Linked DNA regions of Homo sapiens: region 2 is linked to region 1. A link is a loop called in an ENCODE intact Hi-C map of the cell type or tissue named here. Cell type or tissue: IMR-90. All regions are shown on one strand. Links, peaks and the distances in the headings refer to the core of each region. The heading gives the core; the rest is flanking DNA.

The links. Hi-C counts contacts between places; a loop is a spot of excess contacts. Peaks named below come from ENCODE experiments on the same cell type or tissue, not always from the same donor. Only the 100,000 strongest peaks of a DNase experiment are listed, where the experiment ranks them.
Region 2: it touches region 1 in a loop (2.6-fold over the local background); 6 of 110 quality-filtered maps call a loop at or near these places.

Annotation. Positions count from the first base shown.
Region 1 is chr6:45,069,954-45,078,995 of GRCh38, forward strand. The region is part of intron 3 of SUPT3H (SPT3 homolog, SAGA and STAGA complex component); the gene reads right to left. Among named protein-coding and RNA genes, the nearest start is that of MIR586, 120 kb to the right of the region's middle. RefSeq lists a silencer at 4,646-4,846. In IMR-90, for the core only: no CTCF peak of the experiment used is centred there; DNase peaks (open chromatin) are centred at 5,528 and 6,468; H3K27ac peaks cover 163 bases.
Region 2 is chr6:44,664,011-44,673,052 of GRCh38, forward strand. No RefSeq gene overlaps it. Among named protein-coding and RNA genes, the nearest start is that of MIR4642, 230 kb to the left of the region's middle. RefSeq lists enhancers at 3,097-3,605, 4,624-5,131. In IMR-90, for the core only: a CTCF peak has its summit at 4,288; a DNase peak (open chromatin) is centred at 3,401; H3K27ac peaks cover 250 bases; H3K27me3 peaks cover 721 bases.

The DNA of each region.
Region 1 (9,042 bases), core at 646-8,645:
CAGAAGAGGAAAACATCTCTGCTCACTTCAGCAAAGGTGTGCAACAAAGTGGGCACATTTGGCAGAGCCATCAGATCAATGCCAGGTATGAATATATCATGGTCATTCCCAAGGAGGACTTCTATCAGAGTCTGCTTTGAAGTTACCTAAAGCATAGAAGAAAATCTGCATGTTTTCATAGGCTATGAATCCAATGATATATCATTGGATTTTCCAGATTGACTTCGCATAATCTGGAAACTTAAGGGGAAAAGGACCATTGTTATCCAATAAACCCATTTTATCGAAAAAATATTCACTATATTGATTGAAGTTATAACACATTGAAATTTATGAGAATTATATAGAGTTTTCAGATCAACAGAAGATTTCTGATCTTTCAAGACCACCCAAAGCCAATTTGGAAACCCCAGGATCCAACCTAATCTTATTTGGTATTCAGAAGTATATACTTTTGTTGTTGATAAGGTCACATGCATGGACAACAGCTGGTAAAATGAAATGCTTTGGCCGGGCATGGTGGCTCACGCCTGTAATCCCAGCACTTTGGCAGAGGCAGACGGATCACCTAAGGTCAGGAGTTCGAGACCAGCCTGCCCAACATGGTGAAACCCCGTCTCTACTAAAAATACAAAAAATTGGCCGGGCATGGCAGCACGCGCCTGTAATCCCAGCTACTCCTGAGGCAGGAGAATCACTTGAACCTGGGAGGTGGAGGTTGCAGTGAGCTGAGATTGCACCACTGCACTCCAGCCTGGGTAATAAGAGCAAAACTCTGTCTCAAACAAAAAAAAAAAAAAAAAAAAGAAATGCTTTAATCTCAAAATGAAAGCAATTTCTTTTTACAAACTGGAGTGACGACAAGGAAGAAGTGTTACTACCAGTGTATAGCAGAGAGTTTATATTACTAAATTTAAAATCACCATTAAGTTCACAGGAAACAAAGCAGATGTATAAGCAACAAACATCCGAGCCGCAAAACAAATTCCCTATTCTTTGTAAGTCTTTTCTTGCCATTTATTCCTAATTAATCAGTATGTTTGCTATACTATTAAAATAAATATGATAAAAAGTAATCAAACCAATACAGAAAAAAGATGTTTCCCATATTTTGTCTCTGTTTACCTTTTTTGGAGAATGTAAAATGAAGAAAAATGGACATAGTAATAGAAATATGTATCTTCATTTCAGGCAGGTTCCTATTTGGCAAGAGTTTCAAGTTAATTGGGATATATGAACAATGAAAGCATGGTTAACAGACACCTGGGAAACCTAAATTTTTATTAATCCCATAGGTCAGTAAACCAAGGATTCCCCAGACCCACATCAAGAAAATCTAAATTATATTTTAAAATTGTTAGAAACATTGAAAAAAATTGCAAAAGTTACACATGAGGAAACTACCTAACCAAACCCAGTAAACTCTTTATTATTTTCCTGTCTTTTTTTGCCCCATGATATCCATTAAAGATCACTGATCTGCAATCTGAGTCCTTATTATGCTTGGAGTCAAGGAGAAAGAGTCAGCAGCCAGAAAAGGGTAAAAGAGAATCAGTTGTCTTAGCCTGATACCCAATGCAGAGGACAGGTAAGATATTATATGTTCACATGTCACCCAAGAAACAGCTTTCCCAGAACCCTGAGCCATGTATACTGTGACTGGGGATCTGTCCCAGTTATTAGGGTGCACTCCAGTTTTCTTTTGGGACTAGAGTCCTACTGAGAACATTGATCTGTCCAAAATGAGCCCTGACAAGCCATCTTAAGTCTTTACTAGATTCCTCTCTCTGAGAAGGGAGATCATGACTTTCTATCAATTGCTTACTAAAGACCTGTTTCAGCTCATTCAGACATACATCCTTCAATGTGATACAGATCTCTGATGCCCAGACCTACCAAAGAAATGCAAGGCTGTTGGTATTCCCTGGATTATACCTGAATTCAAAGGTCCTTGAGAGCCAGCTCTTTGAGGAGGGGTAATCTCCTGGCATGCTAATAATCTCTCTACAGTGCCCTGTCATTGAGTTCCTATGAGGAAAAGTCTGGGTGAGTATGACAATATGCTTTAATATATATGACATTCCTACTACGTCCAGTCAAGTGATTTCCACAAATTTTCTTATTTAATGATTACAACAATGCTATGAAGTCAGAACTAATATTATCCCCACTTTACAATCAAAAGGCTCAGGCTTAGAAATGATATGGGACTTCCTCCAAAGTTAACTAGGCAGTCAGACTCCTAAAACAATGCTTTTAAAGAAATTAGGCAATATACACCAACTATTTCATCAAACCTCTAACACCACCAAGTGTAAGATCACCATTATTTTGGTGGGTTAAGAAAAAAAAGACACAATGAAAATTAAACTGATAAAATGTTTTCTTTTCAGTGCCACTCAAAATGTGGACCCTGACCAGTGCCAGACCATAAACTGTTATCAGTCTACAAGGTCAGAAAATAAGAGTGTTTAGAAACTTTTGTAACATTTTAATATTGCAGTGAAAATTTCAAATATATTTTATAAAAGTGGTGAAGGTAGAAAACAAAAAACTAGACCTTGGCTTCAGATAGTCTAAGAAGCATTGACTTAGAATTTTTATTTTATTCTCATTTTTAAAGTTCTTTTAGATTCAAGGCATAGATTATCATTATAGATCATACTTGGGCATTATTGTTTCACTTCAGCATAAAAAGGAGGAAAACAGCAGCAAAAAAAATTGGTTAAAGTATTCGTAAAATGTTTTCACATTCAGAGTCTGACTCTTCTGAATCTCTTTTTGATGCAGAGTAATTGGTACCCATCTTTCTTTGTGTTACCAAGGCTGCCCAATCTAGGATTAAAAGCTCCTGGGTTTTAATCTGAGGCACTGACACCTTCTTCAAACTTGGATACTGGCCCTCTCTCTATCTTACCAGAACTCAGGAAATAACAGCTGTGTCACCACAAATCCAAACATCAGAAAGTTAAAAAGTTTAAAAAAAAAGTACATCTTAGAAGCCACGAAACAATAGTATCATTTATTGTTCTGTCATTTCTAAGATTTCTTGATGTTTTCTGATGTTTATTTGCCTAAATATGAATTTGAAAGAAATGACTTTCTCCGTTAAAGTCTATTTCTCATCTCTTATCTATACTCACAGACAAGATTTTGGTTGATACTTTGACAGATAGTCTTCATTATCTACGCTGAAGATATGTAGGTATTCCATGAGCAGTGTCATTCAAACATATGTGTCTATATAACTCAAACAATATAATGAAACCTACCAACTGAAAGCATTCTAGAAGCTCAATTCTGTCTTCTATTTATATCAGCTTGAGAATTCATTAATCAAAGTGCCCTAGTATCTACATATACCTTGTTAATTAATTAGACTACCAAAAGTTTAGAGAATACAATCTACCCATGGATTTGTTATAAAAGCAATAAATGTTTATCATGGAAAGCTCAGAAAATACAAAAAAAAGCTTAATAAAGATAAAAATCACAAATAATTCAAAACTCAAATCCAAAAATGGATCTTCCAATTTATGTCAGTTTATGGCGAACTGATAAAATATATTTAATGTAAAAAACCACAAAGCCATCTCCTTTGATGGGATGCATCCCAAAATGAACACAGATGACTAGGAAATTTTATATAGAATAGTCACTAATTTATGCTACTATATCTAATACCTTGATTTATACTACTATACCAAATACCTTAACATGTTAGGGGCATCATGTTCTCAAACCACAGCTAAATAGTTTCAGAAAATACTTAAGATCTTTTGACTTGTTTTGTGAGGTACTGAAGTTCGTTTCTTTACTATCAGCTATGAAAAGGGCAAGAAAAAGGAGCTATATAAGGTGAGAATAGGAGGAGGGATACAGGATAGAAGTTAGATACAAATTCTACAGATCACTTCTTATTGACAGAATTAATTGATTCTTGAGTATTTCTATGGAAGAGAACAGAAAACTGCAATGAGTGCTGACATCAATTTGTTGAAATGTTATGAAAGACACAGCTTAGTGATTCACTAGTGGTTAAACCTGCAAGGGTTCAGAAAAGCACCTAAACAGAAAAGCAATTAAATTAAAGGAGGAAAGAGAATAAAAATGTTAACTCTATATGTAATTTTAGTCACACAGTCCTTTATTTATGTCCAAAAATGTTGCTGAAACACAGGTAACAAATGTTACTGAAACAGCTAAATGGAAAACAAAAAAGCTCCACTATCTATCTAACTCAATACCTAAAAAATAATTAAATATGGACCACAAAATTAAGCATAAAAACTATAACCATAAAGATAATAGGTACCATATAACTATAAAGATAATAGATACCATATAAACATTAAGAAACCTAACAGAAAGTCTTCTTGACCTTTGGGTATGCAAAGATTTCTTGGACAAAACATAGAAAGTATTAATAACCCAATAAAAAGGAACAAAAAGTTTGAATAGACACACCACAAAGTGAGATATATGAAAGGCAATAAGCCAAGTGAAAGGTGCTCAATATCATTCATCTTTAAGGAAACAGAAATGAAAATCACAATAAAATAATACTGCACACCCACTAGAATACATAAAATAAAAAAGACTAACAAAACCAAGGAAAGCTAGACACAAAAGGGCACACTCTATGTAATTGCACTTACATGACATCCAAGAACAGACACGCTAAACTATGGTAATAGAAACCACTGGAGGAAGTAAGAAAGTTGTGACTGGAAAGGAGAACTTTCTAAAGTACAGGAAATACTATTCCTTGCTTTTGGGGTGCTGGTTACATGGGAGTGCAGAACTGTCAAAACTCCCTGAGTTAAGCACTTACAATCTGCACTTTTTCTGTTAATCTTATGTATACAAATATGTGTATTTACAGATATTATACATACACACATAGATACAGTTTAAGAAAGGTGTTAATATAATTAAGTCTTGGTACAATAATTTAATAAACATACATATACTGAGTTTCTGCTATGTGCTTCGTGCTACAAATTATTTATTTTTGTGTTAAAAATGAATGTCTTAAATTTACTTAAGCGTTCTAACACAAATACTGTGACTGAAGTAGACCATTCTTTAAATCTCTCTCCTAAGGAATGATAGCTTGTCAATTCTCAGAGACTAACATGGTTCAGTGCCTTTTCGGCATACAATTAATATATTCCATATCTTTTAAAACAGGAATATGCCACTATTAGCAGAAATGAAAACTATAATTATAGTATTTTGAAAATTATTCGTTTGCCATCAGTTACTTTCCACTTATGTGCTTGTACATTTTTAAATACCTTCCTAAACAGTTAACCAAGGCCTGAGAAAAGCACCTTTACAACAGTGGCCCTAATACCAGATATGGTCATACTTGATGTTACACTATATTGAATCACCAGAAATGTCCTTGGCTTCTCTGACTACATGGTATTTGTGAGCAATACTTAGGTTTCTCCAGACTAGAACATTTCCAACACAACAGTATTAATCATCTACAAAACAACCACTGAATAACAAAATATTTCCTTCGGAGAGAAATGCTTACTGTCTTCTGCTTAAATTGTTCTGCCTGAGTCATTACATTATCTGGTAAATTTTCTCGTCATGAAATTCCATCTCATGATAGCAAATCCTCAATACTGTTGTTACAGATCTTTCACAAGTATGTGTTGTTAGAAATTCATGTGCTTTGTGATTTCAAAATTGCTATTTATATAACGACTGCAAGTTCCAGGCAGAAGAAACTATTATTATTTAACATACACGATATACCTGCAGAATGCAAAGCACTGCCCAGGATGAATTTTTAATTCTTCCAAGTTCCACAGTAGTTCTAAATTCAATTAAGGGAAAAAAAAAGAAGTCTTCTTCCTGATTTATAATTCTGAGCCATTTCTTTTCATAAATAATAATGATCTAAAATTACTATGCTTGTGTGTACCTAGGATTATAATAAATGCCATGTGTCAAAGGGGGTATTACTAGAATAATTTTCAGTATCTATATAATTAGTTCATATAATATATTTAATGGCCTGTTACATGTTTAGCTGGCAAGTTTCTACATTTATTAACCTCATAATTTTAAATTAGAAAATTATATTTTGACCTACCTACTGCTTTTATTTTGACTGCATCCCAAATATATTAATAGTGGCATATATGTTTAATAAATGAGCCATTATTTCTCCAAGGTGTATAACCATACACACAGTGATGTCAATTGCGTTAAATGTTCCTGCCAAACAGGGAAACATTTAAGTTGTGTTAACTATAAAATCAGGATTACAATAATTTTAATGAAAGATTTACTTTTTTAGAAAACTTCAGACATACAGTCATGTGAATGGTAATGTAATGCTGACTGTATAAAATATGAACTATGCAAAGGTTTTACAGCTGGTTTTGATCAGCTTCCTTTGTTTAACATTAAAAGTTAACTTCCAGAAGACACATACAAGCTCTACATCCTACAGGTAATGATTACCAGATGGAGATGTTCTTCCTGTTACGTGTCTGATTATCATAAAGAATATACTACAAGAAGAAAAAAAAAAAACTAGGGCAGAGACTCTGATGTATTCTCTGATACAAACAGGCTCTTCCAAACTTTAGTCAATGAAGTCAGACTCACACTCAAAAATGCTTTTGTACTTGTAAAATAGTGATACAAGGTTATATTCTGCATATATGGTCAAATGTTTTAAATAATTAAATTGACGCCTTTAATCATTAGCCCCCTTTGGCTGTCAAAATGATTAAGTTGCAGCCTACTGAGTAACACTAATGATTTCTTACAATCTGCTTGAAAGAAAATCCAACCTATTGTCAAGCCCTGGCAGTCTAGATGCCCAGTTTCCTAGCAGGGCCCCCTAGAAATGGCCTCCTTGCCTCAAATTATTCCATGCACAATACTGGGTTATCAGCTAAAAACACCAGCTGAAACTAGGCTCAAAACTTTAAATGGCTCTAAATTTCTACCGAATATGGTTTGGTAGTTTTTTAATCTCCCTTTGTTCCTTTTCATGCATGCTATGTTCCCCTCAAAATGTTCTATTCACTTTTCTTGACTTGTTCTCCTACCTGTACTTCCCACTGTCTCAACTCTCTTTCTAATCTCTATGTGGTCAGATACCACCACTTCCAATACCAGCATAAAAATGATTTCCCCCACGAAGCTTTCCCTCATTCTTTTAAGGAAGAAGTAATTTCTCCCTTTTTGAACCACTGTGACACTTTATAAAACATTACATCTTCATTAGTAGTATATTCATTCCTGAACAGACCATATACCATACAAACTATATCCTCTCTATTGAGATAGAAGGCCTTGTCCATAGTACCAACCATAGGATTTTGCTTATGATAGGTGTTTAAGAAATGTTCATAGGCTGGGCATGGTGGCTCATGCCTATAATCCCAGCACTTTGGCAGGTTGAAGTGGGAGGATCGCTTAAGTCCAGGAGTTTGAAACCAGCCTGGGCAACATAGTGAAACCCTGTCTCTACAAAAACTTTAAAAACTAGCCAGGTGTGGTGGCCTGTGCCTATAGTCCCAGCTATTCAGGAGGCTGTGGTGGGAGGATCACTTGAGCCCAGGAGATTGAAGCTGCAGTGAGCCATAATCGTGCCACTGCACTCCAGCCTAGGTGACAGAGTGAGACCTTGTTTCAAAAAAAAAAAAAAAAGAAAAGAAAAAAAAAAGTGTTCATGAAACAAATCAATAAAAATCTGTATTTCTGCAAGGCCAAGTGCATTTCTACTTATAGTGTCACATTATCAGTAGAAAAACTCAATAAACACAAAAGTAAAGAAAGATAGATCAAAATGACAAATAGCCCACACCTCAACTTTTTGTTTTGCCTAAAATTTCAAGAAGTTTTAAAAAGGTGTATTTTGGAGGAAAAAAGAAAAGCTTCAAAAACAATTTTGGAAAATAAAGAATGGTATTAGTGAGCCAAAACTGAGGAATTGCTAAAAACAGAAATTAAACAAAATCAGATGGATAGAAGGACTGGTTGGGGGGGTGGGGGAACACACAATCTAAAACATAAGAAAGACAGGACTGTCAGTACACCTGGCTAATTTCAGTATTTTCAGTAGAGACAGAGTTTCGCCATGTTGGCCAGACTGGTCTTGAACTCCTGACTTCAAGTGATCTGCCCGCCTTGGCCTCCCAAAGTGCTGGGATTACAGGTGTGAGCCACCATGTCCAGTCCTCCGGTCATTTTATACCTCCTTTCTTCCTTTCATGCTCTACTGTTTACTGCTTTGGTTTTGTTCTCTTTTTTGTTTGTATATCTGCTGTAATTAATTAAATGTTGGTCACATAAAAATACTCTCGACTTTTCCACTCTGCCACACAATTTATATTTCTGTGGCCTTAATTTACATTTTTATTTATTATGTGTTCCTTAGCCAACATTGCAGTTGTTGTTTTTGACCATTTTGACCTTAAACCTTCATATTAGTTGACTGAAAGATTTACACAGTATCGTTACAGCATTGGGGTGTTCTTAGTTTTATTATAAATTTAGCTCTATTGGTGAGTTTTATACTTTCACATGTTTTCATTACAATGATTCTCACCTTTTTATTTCCTGTTGTAGCATTCCTTTAAGAATTTCTTGTAAGTCTGGTCAAGTGGTGATAAATTCCCTCAGCTTTTGCTCCTCTGGGAAGGTCTCTTTTTCTCTTTCATTTCGAAAGGAGAGCTTTGTTGGATACAGTATACTTGGCTGACAGGTTTTTTTATTTGTTTGTTTGTTTGTTTTCCTTCCTTTCCTTTCCTTTCAGCACTTTGAATACAACACCTCATTCTCTTCTGGCCTACAAAGTTTATGTTGGTAAATATACGGATAGTCTAATGGAAATTCCCTTATATGTGACTCAGTGTTTTTCTTTTGCAGCTTTTAGAATTCTCTGTCTTTGACTTTTGACAGTTTAATTATAATGTGCTCCAGAGAATCTTTTTCACTTGAATCTAACATGGGACATTTGTGCTTTCTTGATCTCAATGTCCACATCTCTCCCCATACTTG
Region 2 (9,042 bases), core at 512-8,511, 410 kb before region 1:
GCCATCTCTCCGGGAGGAGACAGACTCCTGGTGCTATTAAGGTCACAGATAGGGAGCGATGCTCTCTGGATCCCAACCCAGCTCTGACTCCCAACACCAAACCAGTTCCAGGCTGGCAGGGCTGTCCTGCATTTTATGTCTTTGATGAAATTATGCCCAATGTGATATGTAATTTTTTTAAGGTAGGAAAGCATAATATGCTTTAGGAAGATTTCTATAAAACAATTAAAATATCAAAGAGTGCTTTCTCTGGAGAGAACCTGGTAAGTCATGAAGCTGGTGTCCCGATGCCAAGTGGTGACTGTAAAAGTATGTGTTCCAGCCACTGGGAACATGGGCTCCAAGAGAGGCCCCATCATTCAAGGTCTAGGGGGTGGCAGGGCGGGGTGGTGGTCCTTTAGAAGGGCTGTGTCTGACCTAGAGACCAACGGGGAGGTGAAAGATGAAAGGCTTTGAGAGAGAAGGACAGTGTGGGCAGCTTTTTAGAAAGGGCAGAGCCGGGCCCTGCTGCCATGGGAAGGGGCTCGCTGTGTTTACACGGTGACATCGGACCCACCACCAATGGCTCTTATTGAAAAGTGCGGTGGTCTCCACAGGAAGAGGAGAATGGTATGTTTCAGGCTTTCTCTCTCTCTCTCTCTCTCTCTCACCACCACCCCCCGCCCCACACACACACACATGCATACACATACACAGTCTTTTTAAATGTAAAGAGCAAGGGGAAAATGTCTATTTGCACATCTGGCTTGTTCTTTAAATAGCTCATTCCAAGAAAGAAATATGTTCTCCCTGCCTTAATTTATGTTTCTACCTTTTTCTTCCAATAGGCCTGCAGGAGGAAAGAGGGAGGGAGGGGAGGCCTGAGGCCTTGCAGGGATTCGGCAATGGCTTTGGTATGCTGCTGCCTACACAGCAGCATTTAACCCAATTACAGGATAATAAGGGCTCAGACAAATTATCTGCAAATAGATATGTCTATATGTAAACCCTCGTATTTGGAACATGCGTCTGGAGCCAAAGAAAAGTTAAGTGCTTAGCCAGAGAGCGACTGAGCTCACAGTTTTTTTCCCCCTCAGACCTGCATGTGGAGATACTTGACTTAGATAAATAAGAAATCCCAGGTACAGGCTAGATCCAGATGAGCAGTTTGACAGAAGGAGGAAGAGACTGTGCTCCCAGACTATTGCCATTTGGGGTATGTGCCTGCCCAGTGACCCAGGGTACACTGAGGGGCTTCGCTGGGTTGGCCCAGAGTGGCCCTCACACAGACTGCGGTCTCCGGGGGCTGCCTGGCCACCCTCCTCCCCTTCCTTCCCAGACAGCAAGAGCAGACCACCTAGAGAAATGCTCACAGCCCAGCCCAAAAGAAATTGCTGCAAGCCTAATTCACAAAGGCCATGGGCTGGGCTAAGGGCAAGTGGGGACAAAAGCAATGGAAGCTTTGTGCATTTTAGGATTCAAAGCCATCAACCAATGCTCAAAGAACTCCTGTGCTCATCAGCCCCCACACTTGAGCTGCACAGCAGAGAAAGACACTGAGGTGCAGAGAGGAGCCTCATGTTCTGGCCCATGAGGAAGTCAAAGCAGAAAGAACCCAGGTGTCCCCTCCACAGCACAGGACTCTTTTTGGGGCCAGCACCGCCCTCCAAGGAAGAACATGGCTGGGGAGTGGAAAACTGTTCTGGGCGGCACAGCTCCTCTCTGAGAGCACAATCTAGAAGAAGCTGGAATTTGTTTTCTTTTTTTCCCTTTGTCTCCCTAATAATTTACCCCTAGAGGAAACTTTTACAAATATGAATTACGTAATGCGCACAACAAAGTGTGCATTGGGTGATGCAAAATCCCTTCGTTGCCATGGGGGTATGTTTGCTTGAGTACAAACAGGAGCATGATCGGGGACGGCTCTGTGTGTGGGTCTGTGTGTGTCTGTGTGAGTGGCCGTCCCACAGCGGGCCCAGCACTATGATCTCTGAACCATTGTGCTGGCTTAACAGTTTACCCATTTCTCCATTCCACCGTGTGCTTGCTGGGCTACAGTTTTCTGCATTATGATGTGTTCTGCTGCACCTTAAAAACTGTTTTCTTTAGACAGGGTGTTTGCTGTTTTATATGGGGCTATTGAAACCAGCCCACATGTAGGCCTTGGAAAGTAGTTTTGATTCCCAGGGAGAGGGAAGTGTACCAACTGAGGCAGCTTTCCCAGAGGTTGTGGGGAGAGGGGGCTTTTCAGGTAAGACCTGCTAAAGACACCTGGACACTTTCCCTTGTCATTTCCAGGAACATCTTAAATCAGTTTGAACATCTGCAAGGCTTTGAGGATGGTCAAGTCAGGGCCTGGTGGGGAGGCTGGAGGAGGGAAGAAGCCCAGATGTCCAGCCTTAAAAGTCCTCTGTCTTAACTCTTGGAAGATGCCCCCAATCCAGCCAGGCCCACTCCTGCCTGCTTCTACCACCTGTTTTAGTACCAAGGTTTTAAATTTAGTTCAGTGTTCATAGAGCAGGGGCAGCTGAGTATGGAGCAGGGCAGGGAACGGTGGAGAGACCAGGGTGTTGCTTTTTTTTCAGACAGGAGGCCTGGCTTTTGTCGGGTGTGAGGAGGGACCCAGGTGTTTTTAGGCAGCCCCCAGAGCAGGCCTGGCTGTCTGGAGTGGATTTCAATTCTCATTTGCCAAACTACACTTTCAAGAGGTGTCAGATATCGAAAACCTCTCCCCCAAGCCAAAGCAAGCATTTGGGGAAGGAGAGGCACAGAAGGGGCTGCGGACGGTAGGAGAATATGCTGGCTTTTAAATTGGGAAAGAGAAATGTTCCTTCACATAGTGTTCCACGATGGGTATTTGTTTTTAAAATAATTGGTTAAGCTGTTCATAAAACCAGGTAAGTCTATTCTGCATTGCAAAGAAGACTGGGCAGAGCCTGGTCTTCCTGGCACAGGTGGGATTTTTGTAAACCAGAGCTTTACAAGACAAGGGCAGGGGCTGTGTCCTGGTGACCTGAGATGACCCACTTCTTAAGGGAAACCCAGAGGAGGAGAAGGAGGGAACGGCAAGAAAAGGTGTGAGGGAAGCATTGGAAGGAATGGAGGAAGGAGAGAAAGAGGAGAAGAAGGGAAGAGAAGGAGAAGAGGGAGAGGATGAAGGAAAGCAGGCGTGAGCACAAGTTTCTAACTCTGGGGTCTCAGGCCCCTCACCTGTATGAAGGACGAGGCTGGCAGAGCTTGGGAGCCCCAGGCTGTCTCAGCACCTCCATCCTTAAGCATCAATAACTTCATTGACAGTTGCCCCCTCTATAGGGTTCAGCATTCTCTCTAGTGACTCATGAAAGCATAAAATCAAGACATTCTGGGAAGCCAAGGGAATCTGGTTTAAAATGTGTGTTTGGGGAATGGAAAGCATTAGAAGAATGCTTGTGTCTGGACTATTCTGTTGTTTTCATCCTCTGTTTTCTCTTCAAATTAATGGATGAGTCATGGTCGTCTTTAGGCCTGTGAAATGCCTCCACAGGGGGTGTTGGGGGAGCTGGGATCTGACAGTCGCATTTGCTCCGGCTTTTTGGACTGTTCAGACCTGTGGCTGTTTTCCTCTTCCTCTTTCTATGTGTCTCCAGAGAAAGGATCTTTCCCATTAATAAGCAACACAACTTGAATGTGTTTCTCCTCCCTCCTCCTACCACCAGGACTAGACCGCCCACCTTGAATAAAACCCAGCCAAGTTACAGGATTTGCAGGCCAGGTTCCCCTGGATCTCTGCATGGTGCAGAATCTGGGAGGCCAGTTCCCATCTAGTTGAAGCCCTTCCTTTGCCCCACACACCTTTGATTCATCCCCCAGTGTCTGCCTTTTGTCAGTTCCCCAAACCAAGGGCACCCCTTCAGAGTGCACAGAAATAGCTTGTCAACCATCACAGGGTTAAAGAACAAGGTACAGCAGAGCCCCATTTTGCCGAGGTGCCTTCCCTCTTTTCTCCCTGCAGGTGGGCCCCTCCCTTCTCTTGCACTTCAAGGACTCCGCTCCTCCAGGGCCCACTGTTCAGCCTCCTTGGCCCTGCCCTGCTAAGCCTGCTCTGGCCCCACACAGCGCTGAGCCCCTGGGACTTTCACAAGCCAGCCATGCCCCATGATTATCTCTTGAGGGAGTCCTTCTTTCCTCTGCCTCCATAAAACCAGCTGTTCCTGAATGCTGGCGTTAGGAATGTGATATGTGATAATAAAAGGGACGAGAAAGAGAGAAGAGGGAGCATCTCATCTGAAGAGCTCTGCCAGCCTTCCCAAAGCCCTTTGCAGTTCCTACCCCTGCCGACAGATGGCTAAGTGACATCCTTGACTTGCTGTGCCGCCACCACCCTCACCCTGCCTCCAGCGTCCCTGGGGAAAGAGACCAAGACTTCTTTCATGGAGTGCCTACTATGCACCTAGAGTTTTTCATTATGCCCCAGGAACCCTGCCATTGAATCAGGAAACCGCTGAGGTTCAGGGAGGTTACTAAGCAGCCCAAGGTCACCTACCCAGAGAGGGGGCAAGCCAGATTCACTTCTGGATTCATCAACCTTCCAAGCAGGAGCTGACTGCCTCCTGGGCCCCAGAAACATCTTCCCAACCTCTAACTCATTTTTCTTCTTCCGGAAGACAGAACTGGCAGCATCCACGGCCCACTGCTCTCAGAGTCCTGGCCCACGGGCTCAGTCTTGAAACTACATCTTAGCTTGAGGCCAAGCGGTCTCCTGTGCCCAGATGAGACCTGCTGGGGAGGGAGTGGCAGAGAGGGCTGGAGAGCTAAGCCTGCCCCATCCCCCGTACCCGCATTTCCCCCTCTCTCCCCATCCCAGCCAACGTCCAAAATGCCTGAGTTTGTTGTGCCAAAATTAGGCAAAGAACATTTATACCTTATTACCAAGCCACATAGCAACAACTATGCAAATGATTAATTATGCATCAGATAACCTTCGCTGTACGTTTGATTTAATTACAACACTAAAATTCCAAATACATATATTCCATCTTTATAGATTCTTGCTTGTTGACTATGGTCATTTACTCAAAATAAATTGAGGGAACATTGTTTATACATGCCAGTTTCAAAGCCAGTAGAGAAAAGCTGATGTTTATGTAAGATGTGATTATAAAATAATGACTGTGTTTTTTCAGCAAACAGAGTAGGACTCCAAAGACATTCCACTGGAAGGCTCCATCCAATTCCAGTGGAGTTGCCATCGCTCAAGTTCCTTGTGGCATCTCTTTTGGAATTGCCTTCAGAGTCCATTTGTGTGGGCCACATGGAAAAAAAAATAAACCACTCCGTCCCACCTCGTTATTGACCAAAAAATTTCATTACCCAGTTTGATTACTCACCTAATTCACTGGGATTGGCTTCAAATGATTTTCAGTTGCTTCTAAATATCAGATCAACCCTGAAATGATGAGAGTTAGCAGGCTTTGAAGGACATTTCCAAGTACACTGAGCAGGCTCTGAGAACAATCCCAACAGAGTCAGGATCCAGGCAGCGTTGGCGGCGAAGTCAGTTTTGAGCTGAACCTTGAAGGATGAGAAAGCTCTGAGTGACCATATGAGCGCTCTTCAATGTACCAAGTGCTTTTTCCACCTAGCCCTTCTTTGGAGTCTCGCAGCAGTGGGAGGTGTTGTGATGATCACGCAATGGTAGGTGAGGGATTTAAAGGCCAGAGGGAAATCATTCATCCCAGTCCCATAGCTAGAAGACAAATAACAGGGCTGGAACTTGAAATCAAGGCTTTGTGTGCCTGCATGCATAGTGTCCACCTTCCCCCAATGTCCTGCAGGATCTCAGGAGGCAGAAGCCAGTGAGTAGGCTGGGCTGCCTGAAAGAGAGGAGTCCTGTAAACAAGAGGAGGAAGGCAAGGCCAAGGTGGTAGTTTGGGCTGGATTCTGGGAAGCTGTTGGTGCCAGGTTAAAGAGCATGACAGAGATTGAATGCTGTAGCTCCTGGGCACAGACCAGTGGTGGGGACAGCATGGGACCCCCCAACATTGTTGGCTCTTTCCAGACCTGGACAACAAGGGGTTCTGAGATGCCCCAACATGGTGAACACTGCAGGCTGCTTCACTAAACATCTGCCTAAACCAGCCTCTCTGACTTTCCCAAATATGAGGGGTTGGTTCTCTGCAGCCAGAGTTACCTGCTAATGGCGCAGGTATAGCAAATGGCAGCCTCACATGTGGCAGGAAAGATGGCAGCGAGCAACATGAGTGGTGGCCAAGTGTGGGTACATTGGATCCCCTGGGGACATGTTTGTTTTTTCTGGAACCATCCTGACTGGTTCCCAACATCATGGGTGTAGAGTTTCTGCTGAAATTGTCCTGTGGTGTGGTTGGGTATTTGTCTAGTCTGCATTGTTTTTGGTTGGGCAGCATCCTGGCTTGGTTCCTGGGCCTCCCAAGAAACTTTGCAAACTCCCACATACTCTGTAATAAACTCATTTTCATGTCAATAGCTAGAGTAGACTCTGTTGTCTGCAATTAAGCACTTTGTTCAATCCATCCTTCCGTACATTGCACAGATGTATTCTTTTCTTTAAACAATTTATTCAACATCTACTAGTATCAAGTTTTGTGTTTTGACTTGCATTTTTCTTGTTTAATACAACAACTGCCTTGTGACATAGTACCTACTAAGAGAGGAGTACACTGAAGCTCAGAGAGGTTAAGAAACATAACTCAAGCTGCAGAGCCAGATTTGGGCAGATTTTCAAGTTGTCTACCATTTTCCCATGACCTAAAGGTCTGAGAAAAGGATGCACTGGTGAAGGAACAAAGGTGTGTGTGTCTTTTTAAAGACAGGAGGTCCAGCGGGCCAGAGCGTTTTGAGAGGCCCTGACTGCACAACCTCAGGACAGATTTGATAATGAGAAACTGAGGCAAGGACCAGAGAGAAGGCTAATTTGGGCCCTTGTCCTCATTAGGTGCACCCTATCTTTGGGTGTGCCTTGCTTACTAATGGTGATGGATTCTGTAAAATGAGGCCAGATTCCTGTAAATTGAGATATGATTTTAAAGACACTTCGACAGCTCACTATTCACAAGACTACTGCAGAACCTCCTTTTATCATGGGAAGAAGCCTTTTGTGATCATACTGTCTTCTCTGCTTTCCTTTGTAATTCAAGATTTTCACAGATGGAGTCAGTGCACAGTGGGGTCCACCTTCCTTCTCTGCAGCCTCACCAAGGCTTCCCAGTGCTCTCCGGGCAAAAGGTTAAGGCAAGAGGAAGGGGAGTGTTTTAGTTCCAAAAATATCCCCTCTCTTTGAAGCAGGTGAATTCTTTCTATGCTTAGTTCTTTGGAACAAGGGTTGAAAGCCCAGGGCTCAATCCTTTCTTGTTGCAGAGAAATGGTTTGATCAGGGCTAGTCTCCATTTCTCAGCAACAAGGAACTGAAAACATGGAGGGCAACGATTTACATCAATGTGTTCAGCCTTCCCACTTCAGGTTCCCTCCATGACTTCTGGTTCCCCCCACGGCTCGAGGCAGGATGCCTCCCCTGCCCAGTGGGAACAGGGTCCCCAGCAGCCAGAGGAGTGCTCCTGGCAGCTCTGGCCTGGGACGGCCCCTAGGAGGCCCCCTCCCAACTCCTCCCCTCCTTAATTTCCTCACCCCCTTCACTCCCTTACCCCCTCATCTCCTTCAGCATCCTCACCTCCTTCACCCCCTTGCTCTCTCACCCCTCACCTTACTTATCTCTTTACCCCACCCTCCACTCCTCCCAAATTCTCCTAGCCCCCTTACACCCCTAATTCCTCTAATGTCTCTTACACTCTCAATCCCCAGCCCCTCAGTTCTTCTCTCCCCCTCCTCTCCCTCAGCCCCCCACCCCTCCCCTCCCTTACACTTCCCCACCATACCCTGCTCCCTTTGCATCCCTGCACCTTCGGCCCTGCACACAGCTGCTTCACCTCATCCGCAACCAGTTCCTTTTAGTAGAGGCTGGTCTGATGAAAACCAACCCAGGCCAATTTTCTGTAGATTCTGGATATGATCATTTCTATTGCAATGAATAGAAAACTTAGCTCAAAAACCGACTTGAACAGTAAGGGAATAACATATTAGAAAATGCAATGGAAAGGCCAGGAGTGGTTCAACTTGCAGGAATGGTTTGATCAGGGCTATGTCTCCATTTCTCTGTGATCTGCCCAGTTCTGTCCTTTTTGATGATTTGGCTTCATTTCATCCTGATTTCTCAGATGGTGGCAAAACAGCTGCAATTGTTCTGGGCCTCACATCCGCATACCACACTGTGGAGTGTGAGAGAGAGAGAGCTCTCCCACCCCACCCCCAAATATTTAACACGAGTCCTGTGCTTCACTCTGATTTAGCCAGCCTCAGACAGACATTATGGCCAGGAGAGTGTCAAGCACTGATGGGCTTGAGCCTAAGTTCCTTCCCATCCCGGAACAAATAAATCACTGTGGCAAGGGGGATGAAACTACATGGACTGGCTTATGGAGCTAGGAGAGGGATGATTTCCACCAAAGCAGCATGCTGCCCTACTGTGGGAGAGGATGGGGGATGGGGTAGGGGTGGGCTGGGAGCCATCACATTGTCTGCCTCCCAGTGACCTGGTCTTTGGTCTTAGGTACAATCTGAGCCTCAGGGCGTCCTAGTGAAAGCATGGCATTTAGATACTGACAGACCCTATTTGGATATCAGATCTGCCACTCTCAGGTTAAGGAAGCTTTAACAAGTTGCTTAATCTCAATGAGCCTCAGTTTTCCCAGCTGTAAACTAGGCATAATTCTTCCTGCCTTTCAGGGAATTAACATATGCAGGAGAGTCTGCATGGTGCCTGGACCCCACATCTGTCCAGATGCCTGGACAACTGATATGTGGTAACAATAATTATGAGAATTTTTAAGCCACAGATCTCAGGAGTAGGCTGTCTGTTCCCCAACCACCCTACCACTGCTGTCTGCTAGAAGCAAAAAGCTCTTTGTGTTGCATTTGAGCCAGAGGCCAGTACAAAGGTTTCAGGTGACCTGCTGAGCTTCTTCTTGTTCTCAAGTTGCTGGTGAGTCAGGG